Linked DNA regions of Homo sapiens: region 2 is linked to region 1. Evidence: read pairs that join two places in POLR2A ChIA-PET (ENCODE). Cell type or tissue: Panc1. All regions are shown on one strand. Each heading gives the region's core, and the rest is flanking DNA. Links, peaks and the distances in the headings are about the cores only.

Region 1 (8,000 bases), core at 1-8,000:
AATTCCCATGCTATACAATTCCATTTAAAATGTACAATTCAATGGTTTTTAATATATTCACAGAGTTGTGCAACTGTGTGTATTGCTTTTATAATGAGAAAAAAAAATTTAGATGAACCGATCTGTGGCTCACAGACACTCTCTAAAAATACATCGTTTCCCTTTATGTAAATAGATATGCTCTGTATTTAACCACAGCAAGGAGCCACTTTCAGCCAAGCCAACCAATATGTGCTCTAAGTCGCTCGGTCAAAATAAACACAGGTAGCAGGGTTCCCTTTTCTAAGGCTAATTGCTCTAATCTATATTTAAATGAAGTTTAAATAAAAATGGGAAACTTGATCACAGTATTTACCTCTACAGTGCTTGTGGTCCGGAGTCCGGGTATAGCCTTTGTGGCATGAACACATGTAGGAGCCTTCAAGGTTGGAACAATCACCATTTGCGCAGACGTTTGGTTCCAGGCACTCGTCCACATCTTGAAGAATGTTGCGTAATGGAAAGAACAAAAAAAGAAGAAAAAGAAAACATGGATAAAGTTAAATTTGGTTAGAAATGGAAACAGTAGACCTTCAGAAGACCAGGCAGATTCTTAAAGATAAACTTTCAAATTAGCCCAAAGGAGAAAAAGCAGCTTGTCGTGAGCTAAATGGATGACGGTTCTATACTTTAACTTACCTTCTGAAAGTAACTCGGAACCAAATATGCTCTGTGAATAAATTCAAGAAGTAAAGATGGCTTGTTGTAGGGGGGAGGAAGGAAGAGACGGGAGATTTAGTGCAACATCTCTACAAGAAAGCATTTTCCAAAGAACCAAAGATGGGTTGAGGTCTATTTTGGAAATTGATGAATTCAATAGGATGGGAGAGTTCACAAAAGCAAAAGATATGACTCATGACCCAGAGAAATCACAGAGAAGTTTTAACAGAAAGGTGAAAAAGAGTCCAATAAAAAGCTCTAAAATGGCAGTGAATCCATATGATAAAAACCAAGTAATCTAAGGGACAAACACAAGCCTACTGGGCAGTTTGAAGGTAGGGCACACGCTGAAGAGGTAGATAATAATAATAGCACCTAATCTTTATCAAGCACTTGCTACATGTGGGCATTAAAAGCTTTACATACATCATCTCATTTAATCCGAACAAAATCCTTATGGGCCAACCATTTTATGGAGGAAGGAACTGAAGCTTAGAGAAGTTCAATAACCAGCCCAACGCCACATAGAAAATGGTGGTTCTGAGATGTGAACCCAAGCCTATCCTTTTAACCTGACTGTAAGTTTCTGTCACAGGCAAAGTTAAATCTAGTGATAGAAACAGTTAAAGAAAGAGAGAATGTATGAATTGATGTTTGTTTTTATTATTTGCTAACACAGCATTTATATTGAAAATAATCATCTAAAATCTACTTCATTAAAAAATATTAAGTCCCTACTACATATTACTATTTTTCAAAAATAAATAAACATGTAAGTTCTGTGCTCCATTTGAATGGCCCTGGGTAGGTCCACCGTATGTCACAGTGACAGACACTAGTGAGGTATCAATAAGCAAGAACTTAAAGAGGAAAAACTTAAATCACAAAATGCTAAAACTACACATACAATAACACAATTAGGCTTAATCTTATAGGGGTCTATAACATAATCAAAGCATCTTAAGCCTAAGCCAGGCAAACAAGGAGGAAAAGACACGTGACAGCATCTGTTTCACTTTTCAATGCTCACTACACCACGAAAGCAGCAAAGCTTTCTACCCTCTTAAGGCAGTCACAAGCACACTGACAATACAAACCCAGAGTCTAGATTGCATGCATTTGCACTGTATTAAGACTGTATTCTTTCTTACAGTGGAATGCAGAAACGGAGTTGTACTAAAATGTGGCAAACACGTATCTGTGAGTGTGCACACGGGTGTGTTCCCTGCACATACTGAGAAGAGCCAAGGAAATGGCACTGCCTAGGTGCTCTGCGTTGCTTTCACAAAATATCACTAATTATGGTGAGCTGACTCTAGTCCACGATAACAAAAATAGCACTTCCAGACTGACTCATTAACCACCCTTTCCTTGGTTGTGGGAATCCACTTCTGTAAACACTGAAGGCAAACAACTTGAAAGAAGAAGCCAAGCATTGGAGCCAAAGTAAATAATGGGAATGAGCCTAGACACCAGGCATAGAAATTCCAGACAGCAACAGGAAAATGTCATGTTTAGTATCTGGTTTTGTTTCAAAAATGTTAACAAGCTCAGAAATGTATGGATTGCTCTCTTTAATTATTCATGCACCAGGGAAAGTGATTTATAAGGCTGTAGAATATAACAGCAAAATCAATTTCTAAGACCATACTTTCTCTAGGTAAAGTAAATTAACAGACACTGCAGATTACCATTTAGGAGATACTTATAAAACTTCTATTTTTCTAGGCTACTCATGATTAATGATGAAGCAGAATGCCTTGAAATATCTAGGGTAGCCTGATGTGTTTATTCTTTCTTTACTTATTATAGACATAATTGCATGGAACCAGAATTCTGTCAAGCCAATCACCGTAGATAGAACAGTTTGAACTGAAAGTACATTGCCTTAATGAGACTATGCTCCTGAGAAAATAGCAAGACAGTAAAATATCACTAAAGAATCTCTACAAAGAAGGAAGGTCTCCAGAGAGGAACCACACGTAAAAACACTTGGTGGATGCAAATGGTGTAAAATTAATTCAGCATTATATCGTTGGCCCAGATTTCTCTCCTAAACTGTAGAAGCATGCATCCAGCTGGTAAGTCTACTGGACATCTCCTTGATGTCCCCCAGGTACCTCTGAGTCTTTATGGCCAAAACTGACCCCTCCTCTGTCTTTTCTTTATGTTATTTTTCACACCAATATCTAGTACCATTATCTACTCAAATGCCCAAGTCAGAAACCTGAGTCCTTATTTTTACTCTCCCTCTTTCCTCACATTGTTATTGCCCAGGCATACCAATCTGCCCTTCAAATATCTCTCAAATCACCTACTTTCATTCTTTCTCACCCGAGTTACTGCCACAGTCTTTTAATTTGTTTGTCTAAGACTTGGCTTCTCTAATCCATTATCCAGCTTGCAGACAGAATAAACTTTTTTCTAAAATACAAATCTGATAAATGGTGTTGGCTCCTCTACTTTAAAAACCTTCCATGACTTTCAGTGTTCTTCAGTTTAGTCAAGGACACAAACTTGTGGGGCCCTGGGTGGTAATGATAGCAGAAGGCTTGGCCCCCACAGTTCTAGCTTCCAACCCTTGGGAAGATCTCCCATCAATGCCATAAGAAGTGCTATGCTTTGAAAATGGTTTGTCCCTGCTAAAACTCATGTTGAGGCTTGGTTGTCAAGGTGGCAGCATAGGGAAGTCGTGCTTTTAAGAGGTGATTAGTTCATTAAGATAGATGAATGTCTTTCTCTCGAGACTGGGTTAGTTCTCGTGGGAATGAAATTGTTCCCAAGAGAGTGGATTGTTATAAAGTGAGGTTGCCTCTGTGTTTTGCTCTCTTTGCATGCACTTGCTTCACCTGCCACTTCTCCAGCATATTAAGACGCAGCACAAGGCTCTCACCAGAAGTGGCCATCTGATCTTGAATTTGCCAGTCTCCAGAACCATGAGCTAAATCAATAAACCTCTCTTCTTCATAAATGACCTAGTCTCAAGGTGTTCCGTTACAGCAACACAAAATGGGTTATGAAGGAAGCAGGTGGTGCCTACCCACCCCACCATCCACCCCATGGTTGCCTTTTCCCTGAAGCAGAGGGAGATGATTATGCCTCTGGTTTTCATGGTAGAGCTCAAAATTTGTCTTACTCTAAGATATGGTCTTACAGAATGTTCATATTACCCAAATTCTTCCAGTGCATATACATAATGAGTTCAACAGGCCTTTGCGTTTTATCTGTTAGGAAATATAATAAAAAACAGTGTTGATAAAAAAAATTGGTTCTAGCCAGGTGTGGTGGCTCTTGTCTATAATCCTAGAAACTCAGGAGGCTGAGGTGGGAGGGCTGCTTGAGGACAAGAGTTTGAGACCAGTCTGGCCACCACAGCAAGCCCCTGTCTCCACACACAAATTTTTTTTTTAAATTAGCTGAGTGTGGTGGTGCGTGCCTGTAGTCCCAGCTACTTGGGAGGCTGAGGCAGGAGAATCACTGGAGCCCAGGAGTTAGAGACTGCAGTGAGCTGTGATCATGCTGTTGTACTCCAGCCTGGACAAGACCTTGACACTTTAAAAAATAAAAAAAGAAAGAAAAGAAAAATGGATTCTAAATCTCAAACAATTTACCAATGGGCTTTTGAGACATAACAATTTGGCATTTGCCACTCAATGAATTAATTAAACCTCCCAGGGTAAGAAACTTGCCGAGGTATCAGGTCAGACTTGGTAGGCAGATAGTTCAAAGATGTATGCATCCATCTTACAATCCTATCACCCAATCCAAATTGATCCTTCTCATCTACAGTGCCCAGAGAGACTCTAACAAGTACATTGTTGAAAACTAGATGTGCCATGCCCACAGAATTTCCTGGTCTACTCATCTAATCACTGTATCAGGAAAGGCAGTCAGGACAGTCTAGCATGATTTATCCTTAACGAATCCTGACTGGTTCTTATAATCATCACTTCCTTTTTAAAATGTTTCATCTCATCATTTGAATCATGCATTCTACAGTTCTTTGTCAAGATTAACATGAAGCTCAGTGGTCAGTAATTCCCAGACTCCACCTTCTTTTCTTTTTTCTTTTTTTTTTTTTTTTGAGACAGAGTCTCGCTCTGTCACCCAGGCTGGAGTGCAGTGGTGCGATCTCGGCTCACTGCAACTTCTGCTTCCTGGGTTCAAGCGATTCTCCTGCCTCAGCCTCCTGAGTAGCTGGGACTACAGGTGCCTGCCAGCACACCTGGCTAATTTTTTGTATTTTTAATAGAGACGGGGTTTCACTGTGTTAGCCAGGATGGTCTCGATCTCCTGACCTTGTGATCTGCCCGCCTCGGCCTCCCAAAGTGCTGAGATTACAGGCGTGAGCCACCGCACCTGGCCTCCAACTTCTTTTCTTTTTGCGGGGAAATGAGAACATTACTCTCTCCGTATCCTCTGGTAACTATCAATTCTCCACAATTTCACAGAGATGACTCCCAGCTGGCCAGTAATCCCACCTGGCTCATTGTCTCGTTGCCTTGGGGTGTAATTCATCTGGGTGAAGAACCTTTTAAAATTTAAAATTTCCCTTCCTAATATCCTGGGAACATACCAGACTGTCTCAAGCCCCTCCCTGGTGGGCACAGCCCACCATGTACAGAGGGTATTCAGTGGCTGATGTCACCCAGTCATGTTCTCCCCAGCCTGTGCTCACTTACATTTCATGTAGCAGCTGCTTGGGGTTGGCTAGAATTTGTCCCGGAGCAGTAATTTACCTGTATTACTTCCTGTACTTTCAATGAGATGAGTATGTCAACATAGCCAATTATTTCTCTAAGGCTATCCAAATTCAATTTGTTCCTTAATCACCAATACAGGCTTCAGTGAGTGAGTACCACTTGAGATAGGGATAAAGCATCTTATTCTAGCACTACAGCTACATGAAAACACAGGATTATCCCCTACCCCAAATGTGTCATTACTCCAGCGACTCCTCAACTATTCTTCACACATAATCTTTTATATTAAAGAAGATGGAAGAACATATTTGGCAGAAAAGCAAGCATGGCAAAATGAGAGACAGATGTTGGTCCAGCCAGTGTGATGAAACCACCTCAACTGCATTTGAGGTATAGTAGATCCTCAGAATCTCACACCCCCTCTGTCAATTCTGATGAAGTTAAAATATGTGGTAGTAGCAGCAGAGCTGCTGACAAACATTTGTTACATAATCCTCAAAGAATCATCACGGCTTTGCAGAACTGGAGAAGAACCAATGAATGCTATGCACATCCTACATAAAGAGCCAAGGATGATCTCAGAAAAATCCAATCACTAATCCCACCAAATTATTGGCTTCCTACCTCACCTTTCCAAAGGAGCATTTTATCTTTCAGCAAAACTCAACTGCCACTACATATGGTGCAGACTTGCTGTCTCAAACTCTAGAATCCTCAAGCCATTGTTACTGCTGCTTGCAAGGGATGATTCCAGCCCATGTGGCTTTCTCCTTTCTATGCTCTTTTATTTTCCTTATTGTCTTCATTATATTGTTTTGTTCTTTAGTTTTCTTACGTGTACACGAAGGGTACATGAGACATTGTACAGAACAAAACACTGGATTTAGAGATAAAAGATCAGAGGTCACATCCTAGTTCTGACATTTATTACCTATAACCTTTAGTTAGCCCATTCACTTGTTTGGGAATCAATTTCCACACTTGTACTACAGAGATGACTACTGTGAGGATCAAATGATGCCATCATGTCAAAACCTTCATAAACTATACAATGAGAAGGATTTTGTTATAATAATTAATGTTCCCACAAACCATGCTGCCTGCTTTCAAAAGTTGTTGTTGTTGTTGTTGTTGTTGTTTTTATTTTATTTTTATTATACTTTTAAGTTTTAGGGTACATGTGCACAACGTGCAGGTTTGTTACATATGTATACATGTGCCATGTTGGTGTGCTGCACCCATTAACTCTTCATTTAACATTAGGTATATCTCCTAATGCTATCTCTTCCCCCTCCCCTCACCCCACAACAGGTCCTGGTGTGTGATGTTCCCCTTCCTGTGTCCATGTGTTCTCATTGTTCAATTCCCACCTATGAGTGAGAACATGCGGTGTTTGGTTTTTTGTCCTTGCGATAGTTTGCTGAGAATGATGGTTTCCAGCTTCATCCCTGTCCCTACAAAGGACATGAACTCATCATTTTTTTATGGCTGCATAGTATTCCATGGTGTATACGTGCCACGTTTTCTTAATCCAGTCTATCATTGTTGGACATTTGGGTGGGTGTTTTTATAACTGCCAATCTTCTCTGGCATATAGATACACAGACAACAGCTCAATAAATAGCTTAGTGATTGATTAGAAGCATCCTTTAGCATATAATAATGTAGGGATAAAGCTAATGTTTGCACATAAAATATGAAAAAGGTACATGCTGTACTCAGTTGCAATCTTCTATAAAACAAATATCTGCTGTACCAAGTCTTCAATTTTGGATTAGTCTATGAATATTCATATAAGCCATGAAAGTTAACACTGAATCTTCAAATCTGAAAATAAAGCCTAGTGTGAAAAGAACTTCTAGAACAATGAGTTCTCCATGTTTTCTGTCCAAGTTTATTCTTCAAGTTCTCTGTGCCAGGTCTTGGTTAAGACTGTAGCTAATCAGTTGTCAAGTAGACTGAATGATACTAAATTCTTCAAATACCCAAGACCTACATTCACAGAGTTTAAATGGGAGTCAGAAAGTCATTCTCAACTTAATCAGGGGTTAAAAAAGAAAGATTACACTGACAAAATCTCAGAATTTTGTGTTACCGGGTCTCAAGTTCTATCACAAACTGAACTACAAAGCAAGACAACCCCCAAAAGGCTAGCTGCATATATCCAATAGGTGGCATATTCTGCCTTGTGAAGGTGAGCAGAGACAATAAAGTACAGGAATGGAAATAGCAGCATTATTATAGATGCCTGAACATTTGTTAGGAATCACTAATGACCCTACAGAGAAGTATCATGGCTCCCAAGAAGTATATTCCAGCTAAGTAAGAACACTAAGAAGTTGGAAGGAGTCAACAGACATATCACCCTGAACGTGCCCGATCTAGTCTGACCTTGGAAGCTAAGCAGGGTGGGCCCAGTTAGTATTTGGATGGGAGATATTGAACAGGAACCACAAAATTATTTACATTCATAAAAGAATGCTCCAAAAGGCCAGGTGCGGTGGCTCACGCCTGTAATCCCAGCACTTTGGGAGTCTGAGGAAGGTGGATCACAAGGTCAGGAGTTCTAGAACAGCCTGACCAACATGGTGAAACCCC
Region 2 (11,703 bases), core at 1,578-9,577, 170 kb before region 1:
AAATAGCCAGGTGTGGCGGCAGGCACCTGTAATCCCAGCTTACTTGGGAGGCTGAGGCAGGAGAATCGCTTGAACCTGGGAGGCAGAGGTTGCAGTGAGCCAAGATTGCGCCATTGTACTCTAGCCCGGGCGATAGTGCGAGACTCTGTCTCAAAAAAAAAAAAAAAAAAAAAAAAGAGTGAAGGAGCAGACAGCTTCTACCAGAGGAGGGCTGCTGGAGGCCTCTACACCCCAGCCTCTGTGGGCCCCCTTTCTTCAGCATCCTGGAGAAACTCCCAAATTTCCAGACAAATTGGTCCAGATTAACAATCATCTTCCCCTTTCAGTTCTCTTTCTTTTCCCTGTCTTTTATCTCTTCTCTTTTCTTTCTTTTTATTAAACTTCATTCACTTTTTAAAACATACTAGCTTTAGCATAAATGCATTTACTTATTATAATTCACTTGAATTTACCTTTATGGCAGTGTTTCTCTCTTAACATTCTCTGTCCATCTAATCATCTTCTATAAACTAGCCTAGATTTCTAGCTGAAGCTGGATTCAGTAAAACCTGAGAAGGAAAATTTAGCGTTCATGCCACAAAACACCTTGTTTAGCATAATTACTTACACACAGCTTTCTCCCCCAATTATTTTTATTCCAAAACTATTTGATTTGACAGCAAGTTTCATTCATTTTTGAGGCTCTCACTCCTATAAACGCAGATGAGTGGTAAAGTTAATCTGAATCTAGATCTTCTGAAATGCCACTGTTGATTCTAGGATTCTTTTCATTCTTGAAAAGAGTTTCTTATAGTTAAATAAATAAATAAATAAAAATCCTGAGGCAACCTCTGCATTTCTTCTGAGAATCATTTTAGTGTGCAGAGAATACTATAAGGAGAATTTTCAGAATTATGATTTCCTTTCTATTCAAGCATTAGTATAGTTTGCTATTTCAAAGCAGAACTACAAAGCTGATTCAGGGATAAATGACACAAAGTAAATATTTAAATTCTTTTTCTTGAAATGTGTGATAGCTTAATGCATGAGGTGGGGGCGCAATTTGATCTTCGTGAGAATCACAGGAAAAGTGCAGTTAGAAACTCTACATCTGGCCGGCGCAGTGGCTCACGCCTGTAATCCCAGTACTTTGGGAGGCTGAGGCGGGTGAATCACCTGAGGTCAGGAGTTTGAAACCAGCCTGACCAATATGGTGAAACCCCATCTCTACTAAAAATACAAATCTAGCCGGGCTATGGTGGCGGCTGCATGTAATTCCAGCTACTTGGGAGGCTGAGGCAGGAGAATCTCTTGAACCCGGGAGGTGTAGGTTGCAGTGTGCCGATCGCACCACTGTACTCCAGCCTGGCCAACAGAGCGAGACTCTGTCTTAAAAAAAAAAAAAGAAAAACAAAAAAAAAAAACCTCTACATCCTCTTGTTCTCAAATGCAAACTCTAGGCTTCTTCTGCCTCTTCTCATCTTTGCATCACAGCCTCACTCTAAATCAACAATCAACACAGGCCTCCTTTTGAGTCCACTAAGCTGTTCTGGGTTCACATGGCAGCTCACTAGCACTGGCTGGAGAATGATGCTCACTTTCTTTCTTCATTTGTTTTTTTTTCCTCTTTCCAAATGAATGAATTTTTACATCATGGCTGTAATTATAAAATAGCCATGTTAATTTGATACCAAATCCATCTGCTCAACATTGTACATAATTCTAAACAATGTCAATGTTCCAGTTAATCGCTTTTGCTCTTCACTTTAATTACCAGGTTATCCAAACCCAGCTAGCTAACTGCAAGTCCTGTTTTCCAGCCTTAGTGCCAAACCCCTTGCTCAAGTTTTAATTCAACCATCACAGCCTCTTGGTTATAACCTCGTGAGGCCTGGGCTTTTAACCTCATTTCCATTATTCCACGCCTTTTCTGGAGTATCACTCCCTTTGTCATACATTTCTTAAATAGCACCATGATTTACTTACACTGTATTTGCTCAATCTTTTGACTGTAGTCTCGGTATTACTTATAACTTTGTGTGTAGAAAACTTTTGGATAAAATATTCTTACGGCTTCCTGGGAATCCATAGCAGAGTAAGAATCTGCTGAGGAATGAGGATCTAACATTATTGCTACAAGATTTCTTATTTGTAGATCATAAGGCATAAACTAAGAAAGCACTTTCAGAAACGCATTTTAAAAAGTGGCAGGAGCTGGGCACATTGGCTCACGCCTGCAATCCCAGCACTTTGGGAGGCCAAGGCAGGTGGATCACTTGAGCTTGGGAGTTCAAGACCAGCCTGGCCAACATGGCGAAACCCCGCCTCTACTAAAAATACAAAAATTAGCTGAGTGTCGTGACGGCACCTGTAATTCCAGCTACTCAGGAGGCTGAGGCAGGAGAATGACTTGAACCCGGGAGATGGAGGCTGCAGTAAATAGAGATCGTGCCACTGCACTCCAGCCTAGGTGACAGAGAAAGACTGTCTCAAAAAATAAAATAAAATAAAATAGTGGTAGAGAAATTTCCAGTTTTCCCTAACGTTTTAATTTAAAAAAGGAGTCTTCTCAAAGCTCATCTTTGTGATTGCCAGTCTCATGAATAAAAAGTAATAGATAAGTTTAGGTTGGGGTAAAACTTCTCAAATTGAGAGGCAAGGGATTGGAAGTGAGGGATGGGTGTTGATTCCTTAATACAGACCATCAGTGGTATAAAGCTCAATAAATCTTCTTGGTTGATGGAAATAAACGCGTGGCAGTGAGAAATCAATGCAGAGGAGCATGGATTGCAACACTCGAAAACTATCAACCTAAGCAGTGAAGTTTGATAGGTATTTGAATTCCTGTAAATCCTTTTAGACTTACAAACTAATGGCCAGAATACTCACATTATCACATAGTCTTGTTTCCTTTTATAAAATAAGATGAGCAGGACTCCTGTGTGTGTGATTTATGTTATAAAATACTTAAATCTGGCTGGGTGCGGTGGCTCACGTCCATAATCCTAGCACTTGGGGAGGCTGAGGCAGGCTGATTGCCTGAGCTCAGGGGTTCAAGACCAGCCTAGGCAACAAGGTGAAACTCTGTCTCTATTATAATACAAAAAATTAGCCGGGCATGGCGGCTTGTGCCTGTAGTCCCAGCTACTCAGGAGGCTGAGGTAGGAGAATTGCTTGAACACGGGAGGTGAAAGTTGCAGTGAGCCGAGATCGCGCCATTGCACTCCAGCCTGGGTGACAGAGCAAGACTCTGTCTCAAAAAAAAAAAAAAAATTATATCTAAAAAACAATACATGCCCACTGTAGCAAGTTGAATAGTACAGACATATACATAAGGAAAAATGTAATAACCCTCTTTCCTATCCATTCTCATTTCACTGAGATAACACACATCTTTCTCTATCCTGTATCAAAATCCAATATAGGATAGAAAAAGGTATCTCCTACATATATATGTATGGGGTTCTATTTTCAAATGCAACTTTCAAAACCCCATTACTCTGTAAATTGATTTTTCCCTTAATAATGTATCATGGCCATTGATATTGGCTCCAAAGTCAATCATATAGATTTGATTTATTCTTTTTAATAGTTGCATTCTACTCCACAGTATAGTTATATCATAGTTTATTCATTATCTGAATATTTGAAATGTTCCCAGTTTTTACTTCTATGAACAGTGTTGCACTAAACATCCTGGTACATGTATCTTTAGTTGCTAATGCTTTTATTTCCATTGTATAAAGTTCCAAAATTGGGAGTATTGGGATTGCAAAGTTATTCATTTACAATTGACAAACATTCTTTCCTTGACCGAACTCTAGCCAGGCTCCTCTGAGCTCTCTTCTCAACTAGGCCTCAATCCTGTCCTATAGAGGCTTGAACAAATTCTAATATGGAGTTTAGAGAGAACTGGAGAGAACTCAAGGCTGCCAAAAAAATTTATTGCTTGTTCCAGTCAACACCAGAGGATAAGGCCTCTGTCCCCCAGTCTCTCTGGAAAGACAGAATCCTAACTTCAGCAACTTTCAGCGAGCAGACACAGCTGGCTTCATTGCATTTATACTGATCAACCCTTTGTAATTTTTCACTTTCCTGACTCTACTGAAGCCCTCCTTGTCCCCTCACCACTCCCTTATTCTCCCTTAAAAATGCCCAGTCACTTCTGTACAAATCAAAGTTGAGCTCAGTTCACACTAGACTGTTTTCCCTATTATAATAGTTAAAACTGATTAAAATCTGTCCTTACCACTTTAATTAGTGTTTGGCTTTGTTTACCTTTAATGCTCTATATTTCCAGTTATTTTTCCAAAAATGAACTAAAAGCAATGCAAAGTTATAGACTTAAAAAGTCTTGGCTGGGTGCAGTGGCTCACGCCTGTAATCCCAGCACTTTGGGAGGCTGAGGCAGGCGGATCATGAAGTCAGGAGATCGAGACCATCCTGGTTAACACAGTGAAACCCTGTCTCTACTAAAAATACAAAAAATTAGCAGGGCGTGGTGGCGGGCGCCTGTAGTCCCAGCTACTCGGGAGGCTGAGGCAGGAGAATGGCTTGAACCCGGGAGGCAGAGCTTGCAGTGAGCCAAGACTGCGCCACTGCACTCCAGCCTGGGCAACAGAGCGACAGAGCGAGACTCCATCTCAAAAAAAAAAGTCCGAGAAATGTCCACTTTGAGGATCAAGATTGTAATATGAGAGGCATTAAAATTTATTTCAGCATTATATCCCACCAGGCATATTTATGAAATCATTTATGTTAAAAATGTTAGATTTTTTCATGTAGAATCATAATTTTTTAAAAAATATATCTTAAATCTAACTGATTAAAATTTGTCAAAGTTAAAAGTTAGAGTCTATTTGCCCCCAGTTAGTCCTTATTATCTGCACATACCACAATTTCGATCAACTCTAAAGATCACTGAGGCCATGGAATCAACTGCCGAGTGGGTAAAAACAATTTATTTTAATGAGCAAATGTGAACTGATGTGCTATTAAGGACAAAAATGTTAAGGTTGGACTAAAAATACTTTATTATACTTTCACAGCATGCAATGGTGCTGGTGGAAAAAGGGTCAGTTACCTTCTCACTTGTTTCTACCCTATTTTCTGCACTGTGGCCTTGGTAACTGAAGAGCCCGCTCTTCCACATACCATCTGAGGCAGGAATAGGGTCCACTATCTAAACAGGGACAAGGGGCACCCAGTGTCTACAGCTATACTCCTCCTGGTATGGAATTTTACCTATACCCACCTCTTCTGAATTACACGGCTTCACCACAGAGTTTGATCTGGGGCTTTGTAGTGAGAGGTTGCAATATATCTGTCTATATTTTTAATAGCATATATATTCCATGTTACTGTTAACTGATATGGCTACACCAGCCAACACGCTCTAAAACACAAACAACTGAGCACAAGTTTCCCTGCTGCACAGAAAAAAAATCATAAATTATATTCAATATAAATTAAGGGAAAATTATTCACATTGCCAAAGCATTCTTTGTTTTAGAAAGCTACTCATTAAAGGATTACAAGAAATGTGTGCACCCCTGGTGCACTAAAAATGGCATTCAACCAACCAAAATTCAACTCATACGATTCAAGAACACATTTATTAAGTAAAATAAACATAAGTCCGATTTTGGACCCAACTTACTGGCCCAGATGGTCTGTATCCTTTCTTTCAGAACAAAAAAAAGTGGGCAAGCAGTTCCTAGCTGCCTGTGATAGACAGCTATTTCACAACCTCCCCAGGGTGCGCAAAAGTCACCTGCTATAAATAGCTCCTCAGCACTCACGTCAGAGTCCTCAGTTGAAGGGCCAGGTGAAAATATAAATTGCCTGAAATATGTCCTCTGCATTCTAATTCCATAGGTGACTATTTGCTGAAAATTCTCAGTAATCCTCCTGACAATTTCACTATAAATATACTTTAAAACTTTTTTTAACCATTTTCTGAAGTAGTAGGAGAGGTAGTGTGGTGAGGGTTAAGAACACTGCCCACCAGGAACAGGAAACCAGGATTCTCGTTCCCCAATCAGTCACGTAAGAGCCAAGTAAGTCACTTAAGCCTTTAAGAATAAAATTCCTCATTTGTGAAAGGGAAATGATAATACCCAACTCAAAGGGTGGCAGTGAGGGTTGCAAATAATGCATTCCGCATCAGGATTTTATCTTATAAAAATGACGTGACATTTGTAATATCAAAAAAAAAGGAAGGAAGGAACCTAAAAAAAAGAGGCGATTCATCAAAACAATCTTAATGCATTCATTCAAAGCTGTATACATCATGTAGCCATGAAAAAGATGTAATGGAAAGATGGTCTTGATGCAGTAAGTTTAAAAAGTGGGCTGAAAAAAACACTATGCATTTAGCCCCATTTTTATTACAATAAAGCATGTTTTCAAATGCACATAAAATATCTGCAGTGACAACAAACCATAAACATATATCCACTTTGAAGAAAAAAAGAGGGTTCCAGGTTTTTTTAAAAAAATATGACTAATTTTAGTTGAGTATATTCATTTATAACAAACTTGGATTATGTCTATAATTAAAAATTTAAAACAATGAAGAAAACAATGGGAAATAATTAGCGTGAAGAAAGCACTTAGCGGTCCGGCATGGCGGCTCGCACCTGTAACCCCAGTACTTTGGGAGGCTGAAGCGGGTGGAACACTTGAGGCCAGGAGTTTGAGACCAGCCTGGTCAACATAAGGAAACCCCATCTCTATCCACACCTGTAATCTCAGCTACTTGGGAGGCTGAGGCACAAGAATCACTTGAACCTGGGAGGCAGAGGCTGCAGTGAGCTAAGATAGGCCACTGCACTTCAGCCTAGGTGACAGAGCCAGACTCCATCTCAAAAAAAAAAAAAAAAATAGAAAGCACTTAGCACAATGCCTGGTAGACTTTGACGAATGGTGATTATCATAGTTACTTTTGTGTAGAAGCTACAGAACTCTTTAAGTAAAACAAGTTTACAAAAAACTAGCAGACCTTGGTAACATGCAACCAGTTATGCCTGTGTGTGAATTGGATTAATTATTTTTAGAAAAATGAATTTTTTAAAAATTGTGGTGATTCTCTCATGGGTATATAAATATGTCAAGACCTCAAACTGTGTACTTTAAATATGTGTGGATTATCATATGTCAATTATACATTAACAAACTTGTTTAAAACAGAGTGGAACTAAAATTTTCAACAGGAATAAGATGGAAGACTGAGATCAGAATTTAAAGTTCCTAAGGTCTTTATGCTATTCAGAAGACTGAATATATTAATATTAGACTTTGTTAAATCAAGTATGTATTTTAAAGTTGCAAGTACCACCACTAAAACAAAAGATATGGATTATGTAAGCAATTGAGAGGAAAAATTGGAATAAAGAAAATTTGAAATATCCAAAAGAAGTCAGGAAAGAAAGAATGATAAATCGAAAATTAAAAATAACATTAATATCTCAATAATCACAGTGTAGATGGTCTAAACTCACCATTAAAATGTAAAGACTATCATTAAATAACAAACGAAAAGACAGATCCATTTTTACTCAGTTCAATTCCACAGGTGTAGGGCTATATGTGTGTAGTAAGAGGATCAAATACCTCTCCCCAACTCAACTTCTTTTAACTGCTTTTCTGAAGGCTTGAAATTAATTGAAGGAAAATTCTTTATACCAAAAATAACAAAGGAAAGTAACTTTGGTGGGAAGAGGAGAGGGTGGGAGAAATGGAAAGGGGACAAAGAGAACTGGCAAAGAAAAATAATGTTTCCATGCCATAATTTCAGCAGAAGGGTAAATTAAATGCACGTGAAATTGTCTAACTGATATCCAGCTGGTTTATTGAAAATGATGTATCACTTGCTACCTAAAATGAGACACTCGGGGCAGGGTGGGGCAAACCTCTGGGACCTCCTAGCTGCTCTTCCTCCCCCCAGGAGGTGTCATGGTGAAGATTCCTTTCCTGAATAGTGGAGCTAGAACTCCTTTAAGGAATTTGAACTAAACCAGGCCAGACGATACAATTCATTCGTTCTTTCATAGAGTCTGCAAAACTTGGTTAGATGGTTTTAATCAATCTTATCGGGAAAACAGATGGAAAGTCCTTCCCAGAAGTTAATCCTTCAGTCTTATTCCAAAAGTAGGCCACATGGCTCCTCGGGCGGTCTGCCTTTGGCAGCACTTTCCCAGTCTCCATCGATTTTACACGTGTTGGGACTGATGTTGAGGGAATTGTAGGTGAGATACTAGGAAACTATGGACATTAATGAAGTTCATTGCCTGTAAGCAGCATCTCTCCAGATATCATTCCCAGCCCAGTTATCTACAAATTTGTGATCCCATCCTGATCACTGGGATGATAAAATAAAAATTGCACAGGACTAAGAATCAAAAGATGTGGCTTCTTATACATCCCTGACTTAATCCACTCAAGGGACAGTAACTGAGTCCAGAACATTACTACTATGAGTTCACCTCAATGATCAAGCAACAAGATGAGAATGGCAATATTTGTTTCATGAATTTCTTAAGAAGAATTGAAATAATATAGAAAAATCTTCTTTGAAAAACCATAATATATGGTAAAGTGGACTTTTTTCTTACATCCATAAGACTGTTTTAAGCTTTCATGGATCTTTGCCTACATGACATCATCTCCTATAGAAGAGGGTGAGAAGCTATAGTTGACATCTATGACACTGTTTTCCTGACATTCCCACTCTCCTCCATCACCACATTCAACCACCCCTTATGCCCCCCCTACCTTGGCCCAGATGAGCATGTAACTCAAACTGAGCCAATCATGATCCCTCTCTTTTTTTGGCCACATTTGAGTATTCCAGGAATAAGCATGTGATTGAGGTGGATGATTCCCTAATCAAATGACTCCCTTCCCCAAATTTTTAGGACATAGAACCAGAAAATCCTTTTTCTGTGGCAAATATACAAGGTATAAAACTTACAACCTATTAGCAGTTATATTTTCTGAGGGAGAACTTTTCAGTTAATATTCCAGTTTCAAGTGTAATATGTCTGCCTTTAGGTGGCCCTGGTCCAGAGACCAGGGTCCCCCAGCCTAAACACCCTATATTTTACCCTGTTGAGAGAATAAACTTCCAGCCTTCTGCTATGATGAGAGATGGGTGATCTCCCACTTGGGCAAAAACCCTTTGATCTCTTCTTAATGGGGTTTCAAAAGGAAACAAAGGTAGATAATGTGTGTGTTAAGCCCGTCTTCAGCTGGAAGCTCAAAATCTTTATAATACACTCATTGCTTTTTATAATATTCTTAATCCATTTTGATGTCTCTGGCCCTTGGGGCCCAAATACTGCCATGCCTACCCCAGACCCTCTACCTTGGTCACATCTTTCCAGTCTTATGCTCTATATTTAAAACCATCCCTCCTCCCATAAAAATTCTCCTTTCCTTAGTTACAGGGTTACATCAAACAGAGAAAAGTATAGATGCATTGATGTGTCATATCAAAGTAACAGGAATTGACTCACTCCTCTCTGGACTATGTATGGCTTTTTAAAAAATAACTTTACTTAAAAAGTAGAAGAAGAAGACAGTGAAAATACAGCCATTTCAATCCACAGAGACAACTTCAAAAGAAACCAAACCTGCTGACACCTTGATCTTGAACTTGACATCAGTGTTAAATCAAAGTAACAAGAATTGACTCACTCCTCTCTGGACTATGTATGGCTTTTAAAAAAATAACTTTTACTTAAAAGAAGAAGATGACTGTGAAAAACACAGCCATCTCAATCCACAGAGACAACTTCAAGAGAAACCAAACCTGCTGACACCTTGATTTTGAGCTTCAGCCTCCAGGATAGTGAAAAATAAATTTCTCTTGTTTAACCCAAAAAAACCCCCACTTTTATTGATTTGTATGTGTGTAATTTCAAAAATCATATATGTTTATCATAAAAAACTTTTAAAGTATAGAAAAGTACAAAGGAGAAAAATAAGATCAATTTTAATTACATCTTTTATAACATTATTTTGGCATATACATGTGATAATCTGCAGATGGCCTCCCAAGATCCTTACATATCCTCATGTAGTCCTTGCTCATGCTGAATCAGGACTGACCCTGAGTGACCAATAGGATACATGAAAAGTGATGACGTATGACTTCCAAGGCAAGGTCATAAAAAACCTTGCATCTTTCATCTTGGTTTCTTGAATCTCTCACTCTGAAAGAAGCCAGTCAGATGCCACCTTATAAGGGTATCCAATAAGACCCATGGAGAAGTCCACGAAGAAAGGAACTGAAGTCTCAGCTAACAGCCAGCACCAACATGCCAGCCATATAAGTGAGCCACCTCAAAAGCAGACCTCAGCAAGATGGTGCAATAGTATTTTCCAGCACATATCCCCTTACAGAAACACCAATTTGAACAACTATCCATGCATGAATGTACCTTCTCAAGAACTAAAGAATCCCAGTTGAGATCAAAAACCCTTTGATCTCATCTTAATGGGGTTTCAAAAGGAAACAAAGGTAGATAATGTGTGTGTTAAGCCCGTCTTCAGCTGGAAGCTCAAAATCTTTATAATACACTCATTGCTTTTTAAAATATTCTTAATCCATTTTGATGTCTCTGGCCCTTGGGGCACAAATACTGCCATGCCTACCCCAGTACAGAAATAAGAAAAGGCACATTGAAGAGGGCGAGAAAGAGTGTCATATTACTGATATCATCCCTCCCCCAAGGGGTGCACAGCACAGAGAAAGATACCTTCCCTGTGGGGGAAGGAGAGTGAACTGAACACCCTACTTTGCTATGGACCACAGCATCGGGCCCACTTCAGTGAAATCCAGTGCCAGAGCAGCCCTCATGATCCCAGGCTCTAGGCTAGCACCTGTGGATAAGGGCATCCAGGGCTACCCTAATGCTGGGCCAGCCCCTATGGCCCCAGGCTGCAAGCAGGCCTCTATAGCATCAGGCTGCAGCTCCATTCAAGCACCACACCAATACAACAGCACTAGGCTCTACACCCAGAGGCATGTCTGCCACAGCAGCTCAACCTCTAGGCCAACCCCTGCAGACACAGGCTTTAGGCAAGTCCCAGTAACCAGGCTAGCCCTTGTGTGGACTCAGGCTCCAGGCCCATCCTAGAACAAAGTGGGCCTCTATGAACTCAGGCTCAAGGTCCATCTCATGGACAGGATGGCCCCCATGAACCTAGACTTCAGGCCAGCCCCTGCAAACACAGGGTCCAGATTCACTCCCATGAACCCAGAATCGAGGCCCACCCCAGGAGATGCAAGCTCCAGGCCTTCCTGCCTGCTGACTCAGGCACCAAGGCAACTTGCCTGAGAATACAGGAGCAAGTCTGCCCTCAGATTCCACCAAACAACCCACCCAGAATCTCTAGATAGACTGGTGAGAGCTTTCCAAAGCCAATATGTAAAAGGTAGAACAGGTGCTTACTTCTTCATATGCATAGACATCAATATATAGCCACAAAGATAGTGAATAATAAGGGAAACACCACCACCAAACAACAAAATTAAGTAACTGACCCTAAATAAATGGAGATCTATGAACTGCCTGTCAGAGAATTCAAAATAATCATCTTAACAGAGCTCAGTGAGCTATAAGAGAATACAGATAACTAAATCAAATCATGAAAACAATATGAAAGCAAAATAGGGGATTCGATGAGGGTATAGAAACCATAAAAAAGAACAAGGCA

The links. Peaks named below come from ENCODE experiments on the same cell type or tissue, not always from the same donor. Only the 100,000 strongest peaks of a DNase experiment are listed, where the experiment ranks them.
Region 2: POLR2A ChIA-PET joins it to region 1 with 5 read pairs; 2 of 35 experiments call an interaction of 5 or more read pairs at or near these places.

The regions. Positions count from the first base shown.
Region 1 is chr2:33,285,638-33,293,637 of GRCh38, reverse strand. It overlaps LTBP1 (latent transforming growth factor beta binding protein 1), which reads right to left. Exons shown (of 34, transcript NM_206943.4): 20 at 356-478. It also overlaps the pseudogene RNA5SP91. Among named protein-coding and RNA genes, the nearest start is that of MIR4430, 130 kb to the left of the region's middle. In Panc1, for the core only: no CTCF peak of the experiment used is centred there; a DNase peak (open chromatin) is centred at 1,967; H3K4me3 peaks cover 675 bases; H3K27ac peaks cover 1,605 bases.
Region 2 is chr2:33,452,066-33,463,768 of GRCh38, reverse strand. It overlaps a transcript of RASGRP3 not described here. Among named protein-coding and RNA genes, the nearest start is that of RASGRP3, 19 kb to the left of the region's middle. In Panc1, for the core only: no CTCF peak of the experiment used is centred there; no DNase peak of the experiment used is centred there.